Regions from separate parts of the Homo sapiens genome. Here all the other regions are linked to region 1. A link is a loop called in an ENCODE intact Hi-C map of the cell type or tissue named here. Cell type or tissue: endothelial cell of umbilical vein. All regions are shown on one strand.

Region 1 (5,000 bases):
TTTTTAGTAGACACAGGGTTTCAACATGTTGGCCAGGCTGGTCTCAAACTCCTGATCTCAAGTGATCTGCCCGCCTCGGCCTCCCAAAGTGCTGGGATTACAAGCATGAGCCCCTGTACCCAGCCTGTCACGCATTTTCAATGCACAACTACTTTTAAATTATATAATATTTTAAATGATATATTCTTGTCATCTTGACCATGATCAAATAGCATACAAGTCCCCAATTTTTGAATTTTAGTTTCACTCATTTGTCACTAATAAAGATCTACATTCATTTCTTGCTACCTTTATGTACCTGTTCATTAATTCACTCAACAAATATATATTAAGTCCCTACTGTACACTGTTCTAAGCCAAGGGATCCAGTAAAAACAAGATGGACTAAGACCTTACCCTCATGAAGCTTACAGTCTAGGGATACATTTCCAAACAGAGCGGAACACATGCAGGCGTCAGCATGTGCAAATCAAGAATGTGCCTAAGCATTTTCTACTTCAAGACTCTGTCTCCAAGAACACACTGGTCCTTTTTTTTTTCTTTTTTTGAGATGGAGTCTCGCCCTGTCGCCAAGGCTGAAGTGCAGTGGCATGATCTCGGCTCACCGCAACCTCCGCCTCCCGGGTTCAAGTGATTCTCCTGCCTCAGCCTCCAGAGTAGCTGGGATTACAGGCACGCGCCACCATGCCTAGCTAATTTTTGTATCTTTAGTAGAAATGGGGTTTCGCCATGTTGGCCAAGCTGGTCTCGAACTTCCAACCTCGTGATCCACCCGCCTTGGCCTCCCAAAGTGCTGGGATTACAGGCGTGAGCCACCGCGCCCGGCTCACTGTCCATATTTAACAAGAGACTTCTTTGGCATTATTCCATGCCATAAAAGCAATCACTTCAAATCCCTATTTGTAAAACTTTGTATTATAGCACTTGACATGCCTGGTGCTTTCCAGGAATTTTACCAAAGTGAATGCCTAAAGACTGAAGTTTACTATTTCAGCACCAAATTTTTAAAAATTCATTTTAACTATACGTAATAGAATTTTTTCCTGTGTACCAGACAACATCAGTCCAAGCCCTAATCTTTACTCTGACACCATACATTGTATGTTTAAGTCAAATCCAATTTTTGGAGGTCTTTAACTTCTTAAAATAGTAATTAGAACATGATGGTATGGCTCATAAAGTAAACTCATTTCCATTTCCGAAAACTCGAGAAATGCACTTAACAAATAATTAAAGGAAAGCAAATTCTGCTTGGATAAACTCCATCGGCACTTTATAAACAATGTGACTTATATTTCTGGTCAGCTTTCTGAAAGATGGTTTGAGACACAGCTATCATTTACATTCTGTTTCTTCCATGATTGAAGCTGGGGGCAGGACAGAGGGTGGGAGTGGTAAGTGATCTGAAGTCAAGAAAATCAGAGATTTCTGGCCTCAGGTCTAAGACTGATTTATTCTCTGTTACACAATAAATTCCCCCATCTTAAAACAAAGTAATTCTCTCATCTTAAAGTAGAATGTATAACCTATTACTTAAGTCTGTTTGGAGAAGCAAAGGAAACCATTATTTTGAGAGGACTTTGAAAATGCTGAAAGTGCAACAGTGGTAAAGGTAAATAGAACATAAGTGAGGCTAGGTGCAGTGACTCATGCCTGTAATCCCAACACTTTGGGAGGTGGAGGCAGAAGAATTCCTTGAGGCCAGGAGTTCAAGATTAGCCTGGGAGACAGAGTGAGAGCACACCTCTACAGAACATTTTTTTAAAGTAGCCAGGCACTAACTGTAGTCCCAGATACTCGTGAGGCTGAGGTGGGAAGATCACTGGAGCCCAGGAGCCATGATCATGCCACTGCACTCCAGCCTAGGTGACAGAGAAAGACCCTTTCTCCAAAAAAAAAAAAAAAAAAAAAAAAGCATAAAGGAGGGACAGCCTGGTGCTTCTGTGTCCAGAATCCGAAATGCTGGTGAAATTGGACACCAAAGAAGACTCTAAGAATAATCTCTGTGATCAAGTGCCCACACTGGGTGAATCTGTATTTATAACCACGGAAGCTAAAACACAATGCAAATATCCACAAGATGGGGATATTCTTCCACCAAAAAAAATAAATAAATATATAAATAAAAAGACAATGTGTTAGTTTATTTTCCTTTGCCAAAAGTTAAGAGATGGCAGGTGGCCCAACGAGACAAGGAAGTGAAAATCACTTTACTGAGCCAACAGAAATCACGCTTCTTAATGCTCCTTGTGAATTAAAACTTGCCAACAAAGCCAGTAGAGATAACAATTGTATTAAAGATAAAAATAGTTAAAGGATTACATCACTAAGCTTATAGAAAGCCTACCGTGCGGTGCTGCCCAGAAGTCTTACAGCTGAACCCTGTGTTCACTAGTTGCAATAAAGAAATAAATGAGAACACGACACACTAGTATCAAGGACTTATTCACCGCAGTCTCGGGTCTCATGTATGTCGCCATAACCACAAGGTCATAAGCCTGAGGAAGTCAATGGCAAGCTCCATTATTTCCCCTCCTGGGCCTGCTGCTGCTACACTCCTTAGAGCAGGCACCAAATGGATTCTGGAATTGGTGTTAAGTCATGCTACGCTGACCTCTGATGAAGGACCCCTGTTCCGGTAACTAAACTTCTGCCTCTCTCCTGAGATGTATTCCCATCTTGCAACTCTATTAACTGGGTACCCACCCGGTAGCCTGAGCTGAGGTCTCTTTCTTGAACTTACCTGGTACCTCCATTTTCAGCCTTGTTCTTGCTGTCTCCTCACTCAGGAGCTGATCTGTACCTGAATGCCAAGCAGTTGCGTCCCATGACTTACTGATGGTTCCCTTCCATGCTAATGCGGTACCTACTTCACAGTGGGTGAATACACATACAGCACTTAGAGCAATGCCTGACATGTAGTAAGAGCTAACAATAACTGTAGCTTTGTGATTATCACTGATGTTCTAACTCCTGGATGTTCAGTCCACCTGTTGGGATCCCATTACGCCAAGATGGACCATCTGCATGGTGCTATTTCACCAGACTCCCAATGCACCATGGATTGATTCCACATGCTGCCTGCCAGACCAGACTTCTTCCTGTAATTATAACTGAGTCTGTCACCTCCCAGAACCCACCACACCCAGTGGCCAGAACATGCCAAACCACATCCATACAACACAGGGCCAAAAAGTCTAAAATGTGGTTTATCTTCCCAACCCAGCAACATAGCTAAGAACACAGAATTTGGAGTTAGAGGGTGGGTTGAATCCTGGCCCCCCTGCCTCTTATGTAAGCATATGATCTTATGCAAGTGACTTCAATACTCTAAATCTCAGTGTTGCATCCATAAAAAGAGGATAATAATAAATGTGTCATAGGGTTATTGTCAGGATGAATAAGATAATGTAGGTACAATGCTTGACACACAAAAAGCACTCAACACACAGTAATTGCTACTGTTACTTGCATTATTATTCCTAAGGCAAGGATGCATGTGATATGAAATACATCTGAAGGGGAAAATATTTCAGGACCTAGAACCAAAATTCTACTTCTGGAAACCTGTCCTGAAGGTAAACTTGAGCAGATGTGCCCAGATGTGTCCAGAGAAGGTGTCCATTATTTCTCATAATAAGAAAAATGTTCATTAGATCAGAGTTTGGGCAGTGTATTAACTTCCCAGGGCTGCTCTAACAAATTGCCATAAACTAGGTGGCTTAAAACAACAGAAATGTATTCTCTCTCGGGTATGGAGACCAGAAGTCTGAAATCCAGGGACCAGCAGAGCCACACTCCCTCTGGCAGCTCTAAAAGAGAATCATCCCTTGCCTCTTCCAGCTTCTAGGGGCTCCAGCCATTTCTCGGCTTGTGGCTGCATTACTCCAATCTCTACCTCTATCCTCACAAGATCTCCTCTCCCTGTGTCTTCTCTTCTGTGTCTTCTAAGGGCACTTGCCACTGGATTTAGAACCCACATGGTTACATCAGGATGATCTCATCTCTAGATCCTTAATTTTCCAATAAGATCTCATTCACAGGTTCGAGGATTAAGATGTGGACATATCTTTTTGGGGGATGAGGGTTATCATTCAACCCCCAAAGGCTGGAAACCAAAAACATCCAGCTGTTTCTCACAGAAACCTGGTGAAACAAACTGGATCATGGTGGACTCTACCCCGCAGCTGTGGGACGGACCGAGCTGGACTGACTGGCAAAAGGGAACAGCAGAGTCAAGGGTGTCAGGTGGTACAATCTGAATAATGAGAACAAACAAATCATGTGTGTTTAAAAGCAATGTGTGCCTGTTTGCGCACAGGAGTTTTTTATAAGAATAAACAGGAAACTCTTGTCAATGGTGGTTTCCAGAGAGTGGGATGTGGTAAGGAGACGGACTGTAAGGGATGTAACCTTGCTTTGTATGTTACACCCCTCTCAACAGTTTGATTTTTTGATCCACTTGCCTGCAGGCTCTCCAACAGAGTTCCCTAAAGCCCAGTGACTGCTATCACCCGGGATCCCTAAGAGTTCCTCTGCATGAACTGCTACAGACGCAATGAGGATAAAGACAGAAGCCTCCAGGACGCCTCCCACCAGCAGCACCTTCCCAACCCCCAGAACCCTGTCTGCTTCATGGTCCCTTTCACAACTTCAAAGCCTCTTTCCTCCCTGTCTCCCCAAGAAAGGGCCAATCTGAACTAATTAGGTAATCAGACTCAGCTGAAAATTTAAAAGCAAAAATGCCTATCTGGGCACACACAAAAAAATCTGATACATGTATGTGCTGCAAATGCAGACTCATCAAGTTTCAGCAAGAAACTTTCCGTGTTTTTTTTATCCCACAAAAGCCTTCTTTGTCTGCTATTTTCTTAAAAGTCACAAAGAGAGCCTTAGAGATCTGCAGCTTACCCTTTAAATGGAATGGGAAAGTATTTCCAGACATCAGATTCCTCCACCTGTAATGCAAATTTAATTAACACTCGGCAAGGTCTCCCCAA
Region 2 (5,000 bases), 180 kb before region 1:
TCCATTCTTTAGCAGGCCATATTTGAGTTTCAACAAATACATCCAATCTCCTCCAAAATTTATCATTAATCCCCCCAAAGACCTCCCACTTCTAAACAAAGAAAAACTTCTTGGTGTATCTTACTCTTATTTGCCAATTTCAAAATGAACATATTTTATTTCTACTGGTAAAGTAGAATCTTTTCCCAAATCTTTTCTGCTAAATTCCTCCCTTACTCCCTTACTGAGCCCTGTGTAAGACTGGCTTCTTCTATATATCCTGTACAGATTAGCCCTGTTCAAGTCCTCAGTCTACTCACAGACATACACTACAGTGGAGGGAGGGTCTTAGGAGTCCATGGTTAGGTGGAGTCCATCAAAAAAAAACCCAAGGACTCAAAGGGGGCCTTCTGAGATTAATTACTCCTTTAAGATTTTCTGTTTCCAATGTCCTTTGTAAGAAGGTCTAATGGCCTAGTGAAGGTGGCACAGCTGGTGGTTAGAAGCACTGGCTTGAAGACAGTGCAGGCACAAATGCTGCTGCCCTTTACAGTTCTGCAGAATGGGGCAAGTGACCTCACCATTCTATGCCTCACTTTTCTACATGTGTAAAATGGAAATAATCAGAGTTCCAACTTCAAAGTATGAGAATGAAAGAGATGCTCTAAATAACGCATGTAGCCAATGCCTGGCATATTATATGTGCTCAATAAAAGTTACCATTATTGTTCATATTGAAGTCATTTAAGAATATATTTAAAAACCAACACATTTATACCAATACTACCTTGGGCTATTATCTGTCATCGTATAGTAAACAAGGCTCAAAAGAGAGGCTGGTATGAATGAGGCCAAGCGACCCTCCAAGGTAAATAGTTTGGCGCCTCTGAGCATGACAACCTAGGAGCACAGCTTTGTTAGAGAGGTCTGTGGTTTGAATGAGAAGAAAAGCAGGTGGGCTATTCTCGCTAATAACACACTGTCTATTCTGCAGTAAAAGGATGTGGAAAACAGTGCTTTAACACAGATTCACTATGGAAATGACCTAAATTGGGGTTGAGGTTGCTCTCCGAAACCAAAACCACATGCTTCATTTTTCATAAAGTATTCACTGTGCTGTGACTTTGAGACTACTCATGCAAGTCATCTGAAAAAGGAAGCATATGAACTTCAGCATTTTACACAAAGTCACCTGGATGTATGAGAAATGTATGCACACCCCATGTATTTACAAATTACTTATACCTTTTGTGAGTCTAGTTATGTTAATTCACTTTCAGGAAGATACATTTGTTTATAGTGAAAATATTATCAAATTATAGGAAAAATAATTCAAAAGGCTAAAAACATGGGTAATTAATATGACTGCCTAAACTTAAGTGACTGGCAATAATAACACAAAACAATGAATTATACATACAGCACAGCATATAATCATTAACAAGATAGGAAAATGCTTATTTGTTAAAAAAACACAGGCACAAATTATAATATAGAATATAATCTCCATTATACTACAATACACACAGAAAAGAAGGTTGGAGGGAAGTAGATCCAAGTTTTATGGTTTTTAGGATTAGCATTTTCTTCATTTTTTTTGGTACTTTTTAAAATTTTTACACTAAGCATGTCTTGGCACTTTCATAATCTGAAAAGTCTTCCTTAAAAATATAACTTGTATGTACCTAAAATCTGAAGGTAAAAGGTAATCTTCACCAGGTTATACTCATGGACTTTCAGGTAAGAATTCTCTTCTGTTTATAGGAATTTTTTAGTGAAACAGCATGAGATGCACACGACTCTATATTATACATAGAAGCTTCCTTTGCAAGTTACTGGTGTTTAGATTTCTTGGGTTTTTTCCCGGGTGGTTATTGACCTATCTTTATACTCATCTCTGACATTTTCATAAAGCAGAAAGACATGTTGACCATATTTGCAAAAAAAAAAATTAGAAGGTGAATTAATATATTCAGGGCAAGGGTTCAGAACAAATTAAGAGGCTATAAATCTGGGGTTTTCATGAAAAGCTTGATGAGTAGTCACTAACCCACTCCCACAATACCAATTTGGTGATTACCAAGTATTTGTCATTTGGCAGGGACAGCCTTAGAATGGAACTTCTTTATATGTGTGAACAAGTCTTCAAATATATGTGATGCTTAATTAAAATGTGATATATTCCTATGCCACAAATTGCCAACATAGCTAAAGTGTTTCTTCTCAAAAGTCAGCTCTGAGGTAGGAGAAATAGTGAAGAAGTATAACTCTTTAGTCTTAGGAATAAAATGAGTAATAATGGCCTTTCCCACCAATCCAATATCTTAGATAGAAGCTAGGAGGTTGGAATTTGATAAAAAATGTTTGTTGATTTTTAGTTGATTACCTCATACATAAGTATATAGAGACGTGGCTTGCAAACGCTGAACATGTCTGTCAGGATCACGTTACATGTAAGAAAATGTTAGGCTGACACCACTAGAGGGTACTAAGAGATACAGCAAAGGAAAGAGGGACACTTTCTGAAACATACTTGATTTCTACTTCTTCCCATTTTTACACAAGTGATTAATTAATGTAACTGTCATCAGTTTGACCTCAGAGATCCCTTCCATCCTTTGCCAGGCAGGATTCCATTCTTTTTTTTTTTTTTTTTTTTTTGAGACGGAGTCTTGCTCTGTCACCCAGGCTGGAGTGCAGTGGCACGATCTCGGCTCAGTGCAAGCTCTGCCTCCCGGGTTCACGCCATTCTCCTGCCTCAGCCTCCCAAGTAGCTGGGACTACAGGCACCCGCCACCACGCCCGGCTAATTTTTTTGTATTTTTAGTAGAGACGGGGTTTCATCGTGTTAACCAGGATGGTCTCCATCTCTTGACCTTGCGATCCACCCACATCAGCCTCCCCAAGTGCTGGGATTACAGGCGTGAGCCAAGGATTCCACTCTTGTAGGCAGACAGAAAACAACCATCACACCTTCAAAACACCCCTGTCTGCTTTCTATTCACTACTTATCAAAAAGTTGAACATCAGAGGCTGTGTGCAGTGGCTCACGTCTGTAATCCCAGCACTTTGGGAGGCCGAGAAGGGAGGATCACTTGAGGCGAGGTCAGGAGTTTGAGGCCAGCCAGGACATGGTGAAACCCCATCCTTACTAAAAATAGAAAAAATTAGCCAGGTGTGGTGGTGGGCACCTGTAGTCCCAGCTATTCGGGAGGCTGAGGCAGGAGAATCGCTTGAACCCTGAGTGACAGGGCGAGACTTTGCCTCAAAAAAAAAAAAAAAAAAGTTGAATATCAGGTAAAAAAATAAATTACTGGTACTTATACTTTAAAACATATAAAACATGTCTCCCTCATATCTCCCCTGTGTTTTCTCTCCTTTTCTAATAGGTTTTCATTCCTGAGCACATAGACAGTACACAAGTCCTGAGAATGTTGTCTTAAAGAACAGGAAAAGTGTTCTGCATTTTCTGTTTTTTAGGGCAAAGACAAGATGCTTTATATTTTTCCTAAGTGGTCACTCACACATCGGCATGCAAACCTTTTCCCACCGAGTAGATCAGTTCATGTAGAAGAATATGATTCTTTGAGCAAACTGTGTCAATATAAACTCTAGAAACTGGGCTCTGTCTGATACACCAGAGTCAAGCCTCACATAGACAGCACTCATTTCTTGTGTCAGGGGTATGTATGCTGGTGAATGGGAATGTCTTGTCTTTTTAGCATGCTTGGCTTTCTTGGCTTTGCAGAGAGACGATTAAGTGAGTGCTCCCCACTGGACTCTCTCACATGTCCTTCATAATGCCACCTGGTTCACAGGACAGCCCTACTCTTCCCTACTATATCTGCTCCCTGAAAACCTCATCTTCACCAGGTCAAGGACCTTATTCTATTTCTTTTGCTGGAGTCCATCTAGAATATGGAAAAAGGGCCATGACAGAAAGCCAGTGATGGAAAACCAAATACTCTATTTATACCAGCAACAAGGCCAATGGTAGATTTAACAGTGTGGTATTTTTACTCTATTTTCTAAAATTAAATGAAACAGAAAGCTTTTAGCAAAATATGAAAATGACTATACTGACTTTTAGCTTTTTTCTTCATCATGTGATTCCCTGAATGAATGAATGAATGAATGAATGAATGAATGGAGTCTGGAAATACTAAAGCATGATGATTTCACATGGAAATAAAAGAGTTCATTTTCTATCCGCATACACAGTTTATTGAGGCAGTAATGACACTGGTAATATGCTTGAGGGACAAACATTTTTGGGTCATTTCTGAGTTCTGGAAAAGATCTGATGAGCAAATAGTTTTTTTAAATGTCTGGGCCATGATAATTACAGAGGTTTCCACAAGGCAGTTAACTCAGTCAAAGAATAATTTCTGACCAGTCTGCAAGAGCCATGGAGAAAGCTTGGGAAGAGCCAGAGGAAGGCATCAAATGTTAACTCATGGAAAGGTTTACAAAAATGCCCTGGCTTCCTAACTGCCCCACAGTGAGCATAGATTGTCCCACAACAATTGAAACAGATGTTTCCACTTTGTAAATATCTGCCAGAGAAATAAAAGTTTGATTTTCCCAACCTATCCTTTAGCTATTAAGACACTATGCTAAATCAAGAATTTATATGCTGAAACATATAATTCACTTGAAAATGGTATGCCAATAATGTTGCGAGCCACCAAGTCAGCTGTTAAGAGTGGAAAACATCACACGTATTTCCTGCAGATATGTGGCTCACTTTATAATTATCACATGTCAAAGTGTGTTTAGCTAAATGTGAAAAGGCTACTTCCAATTTCACCATCGTAAAGATATAATCACTAAACAATGTGGAGCTGATGGTATTCATTTTAGACTCTTACGTATTGTTCTATCCCTGTCTTCAATCATGGGAGAAACTAACAGTAACAAATAATATTTACCTCCTCTGTGTTTTAGAGACAAAAACATTATTATGCAATATTCCTGAGAGAACTGATGAGATTGCTCCTTAAATCTGTGTTTGGCTCCCA
Region 3 (5,000 bases), 290 kb before region 1:
ATTTTGCAATAATCTTTTGAGAGTAGTAAAAGTATTTTCAACCTTTCTTTGGGAGGGGTGAGAGAAAGCTTTCTAAATAAATACAGGAGTCCTTTCTTTTTTCTTTTTTGGGAAGGAGTCTTGCTCTGTTGCCCAGGCTGCAGTGCAGTGGCACAATCTTGGCTCACTGCAACAGCCACCTCCCGGGTTCAAGCGATTCTTCTGCCTCAGCCTCCAGAGTAGCTGGGACTAGAGGCACACGCCACCACACCCAGGTAATTTTTGTATTTTTAGTAGAGATGAGGTTTCACCATATTGGCCAGGCTGGTCTCGAACTCCTGACCTCAGAATCTGCCCACCTTGGCCTCCCAAGTGCTGAGGTTACAGGCGTGAGCCACTGTGCCGGGCCAAGAGTCCTTTCAATGAGGAACAACATAACTGGCTTACTGGCCATTTCATATAACATCCATTCAATCTAGTTCCATGGATACCAAGAGTTCAGTCCCACAGAACTGGAACGCTTGCCTGTTTTATAGATATTCTCTGTGCCCGCATGACGGCCACTCGATTTCCTTTTGTATCTTTCTAGTTTGATTTTAATTTTCCATTGTAAGTGACTAGCGGTTATTGTTTCTTTAATTATAATGTTCAGGATCTATGATTGAAATGATAAATGCTTTCATAGTGATTGTATTAATTATCATAACCTCACGAAGAGGTCTCAACTTTGGATAAAGGAGGTTGAAGTAATGTGCCCAGTGCAATGTCACAGAGCCAGGACCAAAAGCAGAAAGAGATCCCTGGATTGCCTAAACCAAAGGCAGTGACCACTCATTGTTTCACAAGTAGGGTGTTCCAAAGTGATTATTAACATTCTTTGGAAACATATTTCTTGGAAAAGCCTTTAAACCGTGACTGCTGACAGGCCTTTTGCAACTATGGCCCAGTTACAATATTTTTTCAAGTTTAGTCCATGAGTCAAATCCCTGTCTTCCTTCACACCTCCAAGGGCATTACGAAACTTCTTGCCCTGAGATCTTTGGGAGCGTCTAAGAGCCATGCACAGATATGGAAGAAATCACTAGCCGAATTGTTTGAAGACATTCCAAATTCTTTACTTTTGCAAAATGATATGAATACTTGGGTAGGTTAGATATTAGGAAGGATTGAAAAATTTTCTGTCACAGCAAATGGTGAATTTATTAAAGTATCATTTGCAGATTTAAAATACATAATATTTAGGAATAAATTATACTAATTATGCATTTCATTAAATACAACTTTACACCTGTTCCAGAATTGTTTGCCTAGTACATAGTAGGCATTCAATAAATAATAAAATAAAGAACATGTAAGTAATTTAACTAAAACTGAAAACAGGTAAGTTATAAATAATTTAGATTTCATTTCAGATCATTTACTTATCTCTTCTTATAAACCACAAGCTGTATATAATTTATATACAGTAATGATAATTCTTCCTAGCATTATTTAAAGGAGTATGAATAACTGACAAATATCTTCTATTCCCCTATAGCACAGTCTACCTTTCTCAAAGGAAGTTGGATACATACTGACATTGCTTTGACTCAACAGATCCTCACTAAGTGCCTATTCACATCATGCCTTTGTGCTTTATTCTTTTATTCAATAGGCATTAAACAAAATCCATTTGCTCTTTCATCAGTCCCAGAACTAGAATTTTTGATTCAGATGTGTAAGTCTGTCTCTTCAAACTGCTCTCTTAGCAACACTGAGAGGACCATGCCTCTGTATGTTGATCAATGTTCGTGTTTCATTAAACTTTGTTAACATTTTTCAATTTATTTTGTGGCACCTTCTGTTTCCTTTGGGACCTCATGTTTTAAAACCATCTTTCTACACCTGAGTAGTCAAGAAATTACCTGTGCTGTAGTACATTACATCGCCAATAGGTGGCATTCTCCCAACACACTAGTTGTCCCGTTTATCAAGTCTTTGTTCCGTTTACTTACAATGTCTAATTACTTTAACAATTTACTTATCAGAAATCTAATTATTTTAACAATATAAAAAGACACTGGGATCCCTGGGTACTTAAGATTCAAATGTTCAAATATGTATAATTTTCTTTCATTTGCAGATCAACGGATTTTGATTTCCATGAGATAATGGCACCCTCTATCTTGTGATTCTTACGTACATTTTCCAGAACATTTAAGCTTATGTTATCTTTTTTCAGATGAAGTCTTGCTCTGTTGTCCAAACTAGAGTGCAGTGGCACGATCTTCGCTCACTGCAACCTCCGCCTCCTGGGTTCAAGCAATTCTTGTGCCTCAGTCTCCAGAGTAGCTAGGATTGCAGGCATGCGCCACCATGCCTGGCTAATTTAGTAGAGATGGGGTTTCACCACGTTGGCCAGGCCAGTCTCAAACTCCTGACCTTAAGTGATCTGCCCACCTCTGCCTCCCAAAGTGCTGGGATTACAGGTGTGAGCCACCACACCCGGTGATTAAGCTTATACTTTTAAGAGTAGCAAAAAATAAAAACATTAAAAAATCATTTTAGATTAAGTGATAGGCATCACTAAAAGTTTTATTTACTGAGAATTATTGACTTGCTTTAGTTCATTAGTCCATTGAATATATAGTTTTTTGTTATTCCTGCCAATGTGTCTGTGGCTACAGATTTGATGACACATTGCCTCTTATTATGCTCATTGTTAGCTCTAAAATCAGTTTTTCTTTTAGCACACAATGTGTGAGACAATTTTAAAATCTCAGCTTTAATTCTTCACTTTGTTACTTTTCTGTTCTAAGGGAGACTATTTAAGATGTGCTTTGGGATCATGGAAAGAGACTCGAGTAACACTGAAGAGGTTAGAACGTAGATTCTGGAGCAAGGGTGCCTGGATTTGAAGCTTCCACTTACTGGTACGTGACCACTGACAGGCATCTTAAGCTTGCTGTGCCTCAGATCCTCTGTCAGAAAAAGGAGGGGTAGTATTCTCCCTTATCCACTAGGGATATGTTCCAAGACCCCCAGTGGATGCCTTAAACTGCAGGTAGTACTCAACCTTATATATACGATCGATTTCTATCAGATAATGGAGCTGCTACTAAGTGACTAATGGGCAAGTAGCATACACAGTATGGACACCATGGACAAAGGGATGGTCCACGTGCTGGGTGGGACACCACCAGATTTCATCACACTACTCAGAACTGCATGCAATTTAAAACTTATGAGTTGTTTATTTTTGGAATTTTCCCCTTAATATTTCGGACCGTGGTTGACTGTGGGTAACTGAAACCAGATAAGGCAGAGGACTACTGTAACTGTATACCTAAGATGGCTTGGCAAGTTAAATATCTCAGTAGATGGAAAACATGTTGAAAATGCCAGGCATTGTGCTATGTATATGTTAGTTATCATTTTTATTATCACTTAGACTGAGAAAAACCAAGCAACAAAAAATCTATATCCAATAAACTCCATATGCAACCAAAGGCCTCAAAGTTCTGATAACTCTATGACTTTCTTCTCTCACAGCGCTAGAAATTCTCAGCAAGATCAAACAATGACCACTCTGTCTTCATTTATGAAATGGATACAATGGCTCGTTTTTCCTGACTTGGTTTCCCAAACAGCTCTGTCTCTCAGAGGCTGACATGACATCACAATAAAGACCACAAATTTGAGGATCCTCCCAAAACAGTTTAGCCACCCAAATCATTTTAAGAGTGGGCAGGATCAGCGGGTACTGTGAAAGGGGAAGGAGAAGAGGAGTCAGGGGCTGCAATGGGGCAAGGAAGGCCTCCAGAAGTCTGAATGGGGAGACAGTCAGTCCATGATACATCCATGGTGAAGGAAAAATCAGGAACTTCCTCCTAGTGCAGTCTGCGGTCTGGCCTCTGTAGTGGAGCATTGAAATGGGATCCTAAGCAGCCCCAGAAATGTATGAATTCTACAATTATGCAATTCTCCTTATGTAAAGCTCCCCTGACACAATCCATCACACTCATTTCCCCTGCATGTGGTACCAATATGCAAGATGCCATCTAACTTCAGAGAACACTATTTAAGCAGCCACTCCTACCTCCTGCACCTACCAGTACTCTCAGATGTAGTTGCTGCTTTAGCAAGAATTAGTGCCCGTGACCTGTTGGACCAGAAGTGTGAAAGCTCGCTCTGGAGCCAAAGCTTTATTTTACACTGCACTTTAATGCTTAAAGCTGATGACAAGTGGTGCGATTTATTCCTTAAATTCCTCCAGCACTGATTCCATCAGTAACGAATTGTTCCCCAAAGCAGTACTGCACTCCTAAGGAAAATGGGATGCATGATGTCTGACAGGCTGGGATTAGTCCAGTGCTTAGATGAAGAGATAGACAACGTGGTCCTTCTCAACGATTAAGATATCCGGGAACAGTATATTTAAAAGGTTCAATGGCAGAAACTATGAACAAACTAGTTTTAAAATTCACATATTCTTTGCTTCCTTTATGATAGATAACTACCAGCATTAACGTAGGTTTTAACAAAATAAAGTTAGATGCTATTAGATGGCTCTAGAGCTTTGCTTCCTCCTCAGAGGAAGCAGCAGCAGCAGCAGCAGCTTGGGACTTATCAGAAATGCAGAATCCTGTGTCTCGCGCCCCGCCCCATCTTTTGCAAGTGAGAAACCAGAATCTGTTTTTTGATAAGCTCCCCCAGGTAACTGACATGCCCATTAATGTTTACGAAGCAGTGGTCTAGAAAAGACAGTCTTACATTAAGAACAATTATTTCTGCATTTGTCTACGCTTAATTTATGTTCACATGCTATTAGGTAACTGTAGATTTTATAAGATCCTTTGGATTTTAATTACATTTGAAAATGCATTTGATCTGAGACGCCTATTAGTGGCAGCCATAGTTGTTAGTATCTTCTGAAAACTTACCATGTGTCAAACACTATTTGAAGTGTTCACGTATTATTTAATTCTCACAACCACCCTGAAAGGCAGATATTATTTTCACATGAGAAACTGAGGTACAGA
Region 4 (5,000 bases), 530 kb after region 1:
AAGCAATTCAAAACCCATCTAAATTTTAATTTAAGCAACCTGTCCTCCCCTTATAAAACTTACCAGTCATAATTATTTAACACAGAGTCATATATTCTATACCAAAGTCATTTCCACATTGGATGCCCTTGACAAAAATGAAAACTCTAAATAAAAGGAATTAACATTTGTTGATAAGCACTTACGTTATAGATACTCTGAGTCGCTATCAACATGCCTTGCTAGTGACCATATATAGAAATAAATACATTAAACATAGGCAAGTGTTTTAATTTTTATTGGTACTGCTCAGCTAACTGTCACAAAAACTAGAGCCATATTAAAATACTATTAAAATATACTTTGGGCTAAAAATAAAGTGGCAGGTTACTCTACCTTTTTTTTTTTTTTTTTTTGAGATAGGGTCTACTCTGACACCCAGGCTGGAGTGTAGTGGTATGATCACGGCTCACTGCAGCCTCGCCCTCCTGGGATCCCACTTCCCGAGTAGTTGGGACTACAGGCGAGTGTTGATTTTTTGTTCTTTTGTAGAGACAGGGTCTAAGTTGCCCAGGCTGGTGATCCTCACGCTTCAGCCTCCCAAAGTGCTGGGATTGCAGATGTGAGCCACCACACCTGGCCTGCTACTCTAATTAGTAGAATAATCTGATAGATTATTTTATTTTTATTTTTTTATTTTTTTGAGATGGAGTCTTGCTCTGTCGCCCAGGCTGGAGTGTTGTGGCTCACTGCAACCTCGGCCTCTGGGGTTTCAAGCGATTCTCCTGCCTCAGCCTCCTGAGTAGCTGGGATTACAGGCATGCGCCACCACACCCGGCTATTTTTGTATTTTTAGTAGAGACGGGGTTTCACCGTGTTGGTCAGGCTGGGCTCGATGTCCCGACCTCATGATCTGCCCGGGTCGGCCTCCCAAAGTGCTGGGATTATAGGCTTGAGCCACTTCACCCGGCCTATTTTAGTTTTTAATAGAGATGAAGTCTCACTGTGTTGCCAAGGCTGATCTCAAACTCGTGGGCATAAGCAATCCTCTCATCTTGGCCTCCCAAAGGGATTACAGGCATGAACCACCACCACAGCTCCCAGACTCTTTATTAAAACAGTACAAAGAAATGGCATAATTTGACAGTTTCATATGAACTATTACCATGAAAACTATAAATAAGGATATACAGTTAAGTATCATGTTACGACAGCTCGACAATTTTTCATTATTTGTTTCTCAGGCAGTGTATATCAACAAAATAAAGTATTTTTATAAATAATAAAAATTATGTATTTTCTATTGGTATCAAACCTTATCTTTTCCTGTAAGAGCACTAATACAATTTCTATGTCCTTTTTAATTTGGAGAGCCCTGAGACCTAGCAAGATGGCTAGGTTTCCAACTGCACATTTACTTTGATGTAACTACTAAGTAATTCAAATTTAATAAATATGGTCATATTTAAATTAAGATATTTGTCGTGACAACAGAATTAACCTTATTCTCAAACAGTATACTTATGAAATTAAATACCTACTCTTAAAGAAACATATCCAAAGGTAACATAAAGTAAAAAAAAAAGAGCTTTAAACATACAAAATACACTGTGAGAAAAATCAGATGGTATATCAAAATGCAGTAATGGGTTTTGACACATTATAGTTTGTTATAAAACTGTCAAACCAATATTAGGGAAATTAAAAATTTTAATCCTAGTATATAACATCATTTAACTAAGATAACCAGCCAATTCAGTAGATACTTTATAATTTTCCCAATGAAGTCCTGTGCCTGCTCTCTCATGTCTACCTTACTCTAACACATCACTTACTCATTTTTATTTTTCATAATGACAAAATCCATTTATATCTTGCTTTTCAACTTGAAAATAAGTGAGTTTAATAATCACCACGTTACTAACCAGTTAAACTTGAGCAACTGAATACATTTCTCTAGATTTCATTTGTTCTTTTCTAATCTGTGAATTGTCAGATTAACCCAGATAACAGCAATTTCCCTTGATAATCTGAAAGAATATTCATCCCCATATAATAAGACCACTATTAAAAAGGTAAAGATTTATTTCAATAAGAATTTGTAGCATACCCCACTAAGTTAATGGCAAATAATTTAATGTGTGCTGAGACTTAATATGCTCTCTTCTCAAAAAAGGAACATACTATTTTCTAAAATAGGTGAGGGTCTCTAAAGTAACATTCTGCCTGTTAACATTAACATGTGAATATTACCAAATACTTCTTAAAATGAAACAGGATCTCCATCTAGTGGCCAGAGGGGTAACTCCATACTATACAAGGGCTAGAGAAAAAATGATTGTGGCCTACAAAACGCAACTTTCAGAATACCATTTCTTATGAAAAGTGGAAGTGAAAATGTTGAGAAAGAAATTAAAATGAACAAATAATATATTTTCCTATCTAGAACACTAACAGATGTCTTTATTTTAGTAAGCAATAAGAAACAAATTATTAAAGCATCAAACTTACTATTTTGAGTAACTGGAACCATAATGTTAACCTTTGATAAATCTGATTAATTTAGCCTAAATATGAAGATTTATGTTTCTGCTGTAATGCCACCAAACGCTTTTTTTTAAAGTCTCCATTCATTTACAGGCTGGGTTGTGGCTCATGCCTGTCTGTAATCCCACCACTTTGGGAGGCCGAGGTGAGCGGATCACTTGAGGTCAGGAGTTCGAGACCGGCCTGGCCAACGTGGTGAAACCCTGTCTTTACTCAAAATACAAAAAAAATTAGCAGGGTGGGTGGCGGGTGCCTGCAGTCCCAGCTACTCGGGTGGCTGAGGCATGAGAACTGCTTGAACCCGAGAGGCGGAGGTTGCTGTGAGCCAAGATCATATCACTGCACTCCAGCCTGGGCGACAGAATGAGACTCTGTCTCAAAAATAAAATAAAAAAATAAGTCTCCATTCATTTACGTATCTAAATTTTCCTCTCCACCCATTTTAAGATCTACAAAAAGAGGTCAAAAGAGTAGGAAAACTACTGTTAGTCACAAAAATCTTTTGCTAGAAACAGTAAATTCAAAAAGATGAAATATCAGGAATTTATCTTTTTTTTTTTTTTTTTTTTTTTTTTTTTTTTTTTTTGAGACAGAGTTTCACTCTTGTCACCCAGGCTGGAGTGCAGTGGTGCCATCTCGGCTCACCGCAACCTCCCCCTCCTGGGTTCAAGCGATTCTCCTGCCTCAGCCTCCCAAGTAGCTGGGATTACAGGCATGTGCCACCACATCTGGCTAATTTTGTTTTTTGTTTGTTTTTTTTTTTTAGTAGAGATAAAATGATGTAACTTATAGTCAGTAGGTTAAACGGTAGCATGCCTCCTAAATGATATTAAATATGGATTGTTTTCAGGAAAACACAGCTTAATATAAGCATATAAGTACATATATAATTAAGTAAACATAAATATAAATATATAAATATATAATTAGTTATCAGTTTTGGTTAGAATAGTAATAATTTTTTAAGTGGCTACTATTTATTTATTTGAGACAGGGTTTCCCTCTGTCACCCATGCTGGAATGCAGTGGCACGATCTTGGCTTACTGCAACCTCCACCTCTCATGCAAGTAAAAAGTTCTTACGCAATTATTTAATGACTAAATACAATATACTTAATGATTAAATCACTAAACATAATCAGTGCCTACCTCTGGAGAATAGGATCGGTGTCTCAGTTACAGAATTGTGACAAGTTAGTAATGGAAAAAAGGTTGTCCTTTCCTCTAAGGAGCTTATATGCTCCCTCTATTCTGGTAATAATTTTACAACTAACAATATTCTCTTTTTACCTTTGATGCAAAGATGTTCAGAACTAAAACTGAAGATCAATTTTATGTGCAATTATTGTTGATCCTTATGGTCAGCTTAGTATTATCATTTAATATGTTCAGGCCAGTTTTTAAACTTCTATTGAAATAAAACAGACTTAGCTAACCAGCTACATAGTAAACTCATTAATATGAGAACTTGAAGGTTTTATTAAAATGAGGAGCAGACTCTGGTATTCATCTCAATCTTTAACAGTCATTAAACATTAAAGTTTAAAGATTACAAAGTATCTAACGTATACCTGTAGCCAAAAAATAAGGGCAAAAAGGGTGTGGGACAGTAATAAGAAACCACAATTGACATTTAAAATTAATGGCAGACCAATCTCTGCACTGAAAGGAAGGCATAAACTAGTGTGTTCCTATATTTTCTTGTCTTGCTCACCAATCATTTAAAAACATGTTATAGAAAGAAAATGTGCATTATTTTACTAAAGTTCTCAGAAAAGGCTATTATGTTAGGCCTGCGTTTTTTTATATCATCTGCTAGCAATATAAGCAAATCATCCCTTGAATACAATGTCTCAGGCAAAATTATGAGGACTACTCTCACACTTACAAACCAATCTGTAGAATATTCTATAAAATAAATGGTTACATTCTGTAAAAATATCAGTATTATGAAAGATAAAGATAGGCTAGGAACTCTTCCAGATTACAGAAGAAAAGGACATGACAACTAAATGTAGTAAAAAATGGTGGAGTGGATCCTATCACATTACCTCAACTCCCACATTGCCAAAAATAATACTATATACGCAAATGAAAAAATTGGAAAATAAACTTTAGACTAATTTTCCAAAATAGAAATTTTACTAAGTCTAAGGAAGACTCTGGCTAGATAATTTGTTCAGGTTTTTAAATGCCACTTAAGGCAGGGTGTGTTGGCTCAGGTCTCTAATTCCAGCACTTTTGGAGGCCAAGGTGGGCAGATCACATGGGGCCAGGATTTGAGACCAGCCTGGCTAACATGGTGAAACCCCATCTCTACCAAAAATACAAAAATTAGCCGGGCATGCTGCTGTATGTCTGTAATCCCACCTACTCAGGAGGCTGAGGCAGGAGAATTGCTTGAACCTGAGAGGTGGAGGTTGCAGTAAGCCAAGATCGTGCCACTGCATTCCAGCATGGGTGACAGAGGGAAA
Region 5 (5,000 bases), 310 kb after region 1:
GCAAATGTCCAAAATTAGCAATTACCTTCTAGCTCTAAAACAGACTGGTGATGAGGTTATCTTTTATTTTTAATTTTTAAAACTACTGAATGGTTTGTAACCAATGTCTTTAAAACCAAAACAAATTTAATGAAAATCAGACAGATGACTTAATTTAACATTAAGTATTATGGTTCTCTTTTCCTTTTACTCTTGGTTATTTTTGCAGTGTTTTAATACTTTGCATTGGAAGGAAAAATCCTAGGATCGTTAACTGCTAGGTTTTATCTACTGACAACAAGAAGGGAAATGAGCTTTGCACACAGTGGTGTTCTTTGAAATCATCCAATGGCTTTTCTTTTTTGAGGTCTTCAGAATTTGGGGGACTACAGACAATATTTGGTGCCTCTTTTACTTTTTTCTTTTTAAACTATTACTTAAACTGCTATTACCAATAGTGACTGGCATCTCAGTTCAGAATAGTCATACTCTTAAGAACAGAACATCATAAAAGAAAAACAAAATCAAAAGAAGCTTCAAAAAAAACCTCTCTCGATTCCTCAGAACATAGTTGTATATGTTTGGGTACAAAAATCTCTATCTTCTCGTCCAGTGCTATCACATAAAAGTATCATGCTAGTAGCCTCATTATATTTTCTACATTTCAAAAAGTCAAAGGAAGGTGGTCCATGCCTGTAATCCCTGCACTTTGGGAGGCTGAGGTGGGCAGATCACTTGAGGTCAGGAGTTCAAGACCAGCCTGGCCAAAATGGTAAAACCCTGTCTCTACTAAAGATACAAAAGAAATGAGCAGGCATGCGTCTGTAATCCCAGCTACTCGGGAGACTGAGGTGGGAGAATCACTTGAACCGGGAGGTGGAGGTTGCAGTGAGCCACAATCACGCCACTGCACTCTGGCCTGGGCTAAAAAATGAGACTCTGTCTCAAAAAAAAAAAAAAAAGTAAAAGGAAGGGTGAAATTTATTTTAATAACATTTTATTTAACTCTACATATCCAATATGCGATTCCTTCAATATATTATTACTATACAAAGTTATTGAGACATTTTATATCCACTTTTTCACACCAAGTCTTTGATGTGAATTCAAAGATGTGAATTCAACACAAATTTGTGAAATTTGATGTGAATTCAACACAGCATGGATCAATTTCAACTAGTCACATTTCAAGTGTCCATTGTCACACATGGCTAGTGGCTACCATTATTAACACAGTTACACTATTTCTCTAAAACACTGACATAGGCCCTGGAATACCTTGCATCCTTCCCTTCTTTCTCCAATAAAAAACTAGCTCCTTTGGCTGAGATCCTCCCTTGAGCTTCTTTCATATATTATAGTTACTCCTGTTCCTCTCTTTACAATAACAACCAAAATAATTAGCTCTTAATGAGCATCTGCTATGTGTGCCAAGCACTGACACCATGAGCTTTCCACACATTACTCATGCGTTCCTCACACCCACCCTGCAAGGTGGTCAATCTCACTCTCCTAAGAGAGGCGACAAAGAGTCAGAGTCAGTCACAGACAGAGGAGAGGTTCGACACAGTCAGTGTGACTCCAAAGACCACGTCCTCTCTGCCTCCGACAACACCATTCTGCCTATACACAAGCCATGATTTATGGCAATACCATCCTTGTCACCAATAAAGAGAGAGGGGGAAACAGGGCAGTTAACATGTGCTGGGAAAACCCAAAAGATAATTCTTTAAGAACCAGGAGCATATCTCTTCCCCCACAAACGCTCTCTTGATTGGGCTAGTCAGGTGGACAAAAGAAAACATAGAAAAATGGGTGGCCACAGGATGGGGCAAGAATGGAGGGAGATAATCACCTGATAGAGAGGCCCTGGTTGAGATTTCTGCAGAGCTTATTTCCAGGGCAAATCGTGAAGGCAAGCTGGCTGTATGCAGCCAATAACCTTTCAAAGCTGACTGTCTAGCGTTTCTGTCTCAGGGAGCCAATAGAGAAACACAAAAGCAGGCCAACTGTTTATTTTGAATGTGATAATACCTGTACTTAACCAATGGCTTTAAATTATTTTAAAAATAATTCACAAAGAACTCAAAAGGTTGAGAGCATGGTTTCTTTGAATTTCCCTCACAAAGTCCCCTAGAGTGTGATAGAGGAGAAAGACGACTGGGATTCAAGTGGCTCTGAGTAACTGTTACGACCCTGGCTATGTCACTTAACCTATGAGTCTCAGTTCCCCAAGTGTGAAATAAGCAGGGGTGGACTAGGCTAAAATTCCTGAGTTCTCCAGATGCCCCAGATTCTGAAAACCCAGAGGGGACTGGGTTCGAAGGTACACAATTGCCATCTAGTGGCAAAATAAGGACATTGACAATAGAATGGAATATAGAAGCACTTCAACTTATAGGGTTATGTTCTGATAAATCCATCATAAATTGAAAATATTGTTAAGTCAAAAATACATTAAATTCACTTGATCTGCTGAACCTAATAGCTTCACCTAGCATACCTTAAACATGCTCAGAACACTTACATTAGACTACAGATAGAGAAAATCATGTAGCACAAAGCCGATTTTATTTTTTAAAAAGTGTGGAGTGTCTCATGGAATTTATTGACTACTATACTGAAAGTTATCAACAGAATAGATGTATGGTTACTCTAAGCATAGTTTCTACTGAAAATGTATCATTTTTGCACCATCATAAAGTCAAAAAGTTATTAAGTGGAACTATTGTAAGTCAGGGATCGTCCGGTATTTAGAATTAGCAGGTTTGAAGAACTGGAAGGGAATCAATTCAATTAGAGACCTTAGAAATCAGTTCAAAAGAGATCTAGAGGAAAATGATGCTTACAAAGGAAATAACTGGCTTAAAGCCACACAATGGTTCCTCAACCCAAGTGTGAAATATGTGTGCTGAAGACAGTGACTGTAATACTTATTAAACCTTAATAATTAAAATAAAAATTAAAGTTTGCTACCCTGAGGGCTAGCAAAAACTAAGCACCACTAGACAACTGGCATAGATAACTTTTATAATTAAAAAGTTAATTTTTACAAGGGTATTTAAGACACATCTGCAATGGGTACCACTTATGAACCTACTACTCAAACTCCCTTCCTCTTGAAAGTTTCCACATCATTGATAATCAGTATTCAAACTTTTGGCTAATTTCCCTCATATGATCAACTGTTTTGAATTTTTCTGTCACATATAATAAAGGTTAATGTAGAATAATCTAATCCTAAAGCCATACCACACTCTCCACTCTTTCTGTACCCCTGCCTGATTTCTGTGACCCCAAACACAGATGAGTTGTTGAATGTGGTATCATTAAACAGGAAATGACCGAAGTGAAATCCAAGAGTGACATCAATGGTGTCTGATAGTAGCTTTTCCTAAAGTGATGCTTGATGCTCATTTTTTTCCTCATGTGCACTGCCAACTCCTTCATAGCCAAGTTTCTCATTTACTAAATTCTAAGTTCTCCTTCCATGAGGAAATATAAATCTTAACCTACCAGCTTCCTGATCTCTCCAAAGGAATAATTTCTTCTATTTCAGTGTCTTCCCTTAAACTAAAGGATCAACTAAATTTTATACATACTTTTTCTTTTACTAGAGGTTATTAATTACTGAATGCCCTTCTCTTAATTCTTGTGCTAGATTTGGTTACCACTGGTCTTTATATTTGCTGAGTCTTTTCAAATAATTCACAATGCAAAGTAACACAGGTGTTTATATGTCATCTGCATGTGAGATTCTCCTGTTAGATATATCTCCCTAATTTTAGGCTACAGATAATGGGGCAACAATGGTTTTTCTACAGTGCAACAGGCAGAAAAGAAAAGAACGACTACGTAACATCTATTATTGCGAACTTACTATGGGCCAGGAAATATGTTAGACACCTAACATATACTGGCTCTAATTTTCTCAGCAGCAAATCCAGGTAGAGATTATAAACTCCATTATTTAAAAGCTCAGAAAGATGAAGAGATTTGCCTTTGTTATCTTCCTCGGGATTACCAGAATTCAGAATCAGGTCTATGGTAGCAAAGCTTTCGGCCTCCCCACTATGCATCAGTCACACCTACAGCCCAGATGTTATCACAGTACTCACATTTCTTGGCAGTTATGCAAGTTACACCTTAAGACTTTCATTCTGTACTGCTTACCAATATTAGAAGGGAAAAATAAAAAGGAAAGAATGTCTTTTTTCCGTACATATTATTCACATATGTTCATCCTATCCTCCCTATTGGAATGTGAGTTCCAACATCCTCAAGTCTTCCCACCACAAATAACATAAGTTCAAAACAGAAACGATATAAATCCATTTCAAATAAAAATATTTTATCCTTTCAAAAGCTAAAATGAAAGAAAAAGTTAAATCAAGGAAGAGCAGCATGTACAAACCGCTAAGATGATTAAAATGTCAGAGTACTGTATCATAGAAGTCTGGTCTTATGTATAGCAATGGCCTTGGAAAGGTCGGCTCAGTTAAATCCCTGGTCTCAAAGAGAGTCACTCCCTAACATGTGCTGGATGGTTCCCAAACATCAATCTTACATTCTCACTTTGCTTCTGATGAAAGCCCCGATGGCTCTTCATTAAAGGATGAAAAAAGTTCAAACCTGACAGACTGGTATTCAGGGCTTTTTATAACTTGACCTCAACCAAATCTGCCATTACGTCCTAGCATACTATGATATCCTCGAGGGCAAAACTGTGAAGAGGTTAAGAGCAAGAGCTCTGGAATCAGAAAGCTCAGGTTGAAATCCCAGCCCCATCCCTCATAAACTGTAAAATCTAGTACAAATTACTTAACCCTCTATTTCTTCATTTATGAAAGTAGGGTAAAAACAATAAGTAACTCAGTGACTGCAGAGAATTAAAAATATATGGAAAATGCTTCTAGAACAGTACCTGGCACTGAGTAAATACTCAGCATTAGTTGCTATTCTCATTATTATAACTGAATAAAATATAAACCACCAAAACTGATAGTTACCAAGAAACTGCT

What was found. Peaks named below come from ENCODE experiments on the same cell type or tissue, not always from the same donor. Only the 100,000 strongest peaks of a DNase experiment are listed, where the experiment ranks them.
Region 2: it touches region 1 in a loop (2.5-fold over the local background); 3 of 110 quality-filtered maps call a loop at or near these places.
Region 3: it touches region 1 in a loop (4-fold over the local background); 2 of 110 quality-filtered maps call a loop at or near these places.
Region 4: it touches region 1 in a loop (23-fold over the local background); 2 of 110 quality-filtered maps call a loop at or near these places.
Region 5: it touches region 1 in a loop (11-fold over the local background); 23 of 110 quality-filtered maps call a loop at or near these places.

What each region holds. Positions count from the first base shown.
Region 1 is chr2:33,083,999-33,088,998 of GRCh38, reverse strand. All of the region lies in intron 3 of LTBP1 (latent transforming growth factor beta binding protein 1), which reads right to left. Among named protein-coding and RNA genes, the nearest start is that of LTBP1, 140 kb to the right of the region's middle. In endothelial cell of umbilical vein, no CTCF peak of the experiment used is centred here; a DNase peak (open chromatin) is centred at 2,288; H3K27ac peaks cover 901 bases.
Region 2 is chr2:33,268,230-33,273,229 of GRCh38, reverse strand. All of the region lies in intron 15 of LTBP1 (latent transforming growth factor beta binding protein 1), which reads right to left. Among named protein-coding and RNA genes, the nearest start is that of MIR4430, 150 kb to the left of the region's middle. In endothelial cell of umbilical vein, a CTCF peak has its summit at 2,460 (motif pointing right); DNase peaks (open chromatin) are centred at 2,439 and 4,659; H3K27ac peaks cover 229 bases.
Region 3 is chr2:33,370,061-33,375,060 of GRCh38, reverse strand. The region is part of intron 31 of LTBP1 (latent transforming growth factor beta binding protein 1); the gene reads right to left. Among named protein-coding and RNA genes, the nearest start is that of MIR4430, 46 kb to the left of the region's middle. In endothelial cell of umbilical vein, a CTCF peak has its summit at 1,904 (motif pointing right); a DNase peak (open chromatin) is centred at 1,940.
Region 4 is chr2:32,551,310-32,556,309 of GRCh38, reverse strand. The region is part of intron 65 of BIRC6 (baculoviral IAP repeat containing 6); the gene reads right to left. Among named protein-coding and RNA genes, the nearest start is that of BIRC6-AS2, 21 kb to the left of the region's middle. In endothelial cell of umbilical vein, a CTCF peak has its summit at 2,261 (motif pointing left); a DNase peak (open chromatin) is centred at 2,269.
Region 5 is chr2:32,770,125-32,775,124 of GRCh38, reverse strand. All of the region lies in intron 13 of TTC27 (tetratricopeptide repeat domain 27), which reads right to left. Among named protein-coding and RNA genes, the nearest start is that of LINC00486, 53 kb to the left of the region's middle. In endothelial cell of umbilical vein, a CTCF peak has its summit at 2,326 (motif pointing left); a DNase peak (open chromatin) is centred at 2,294.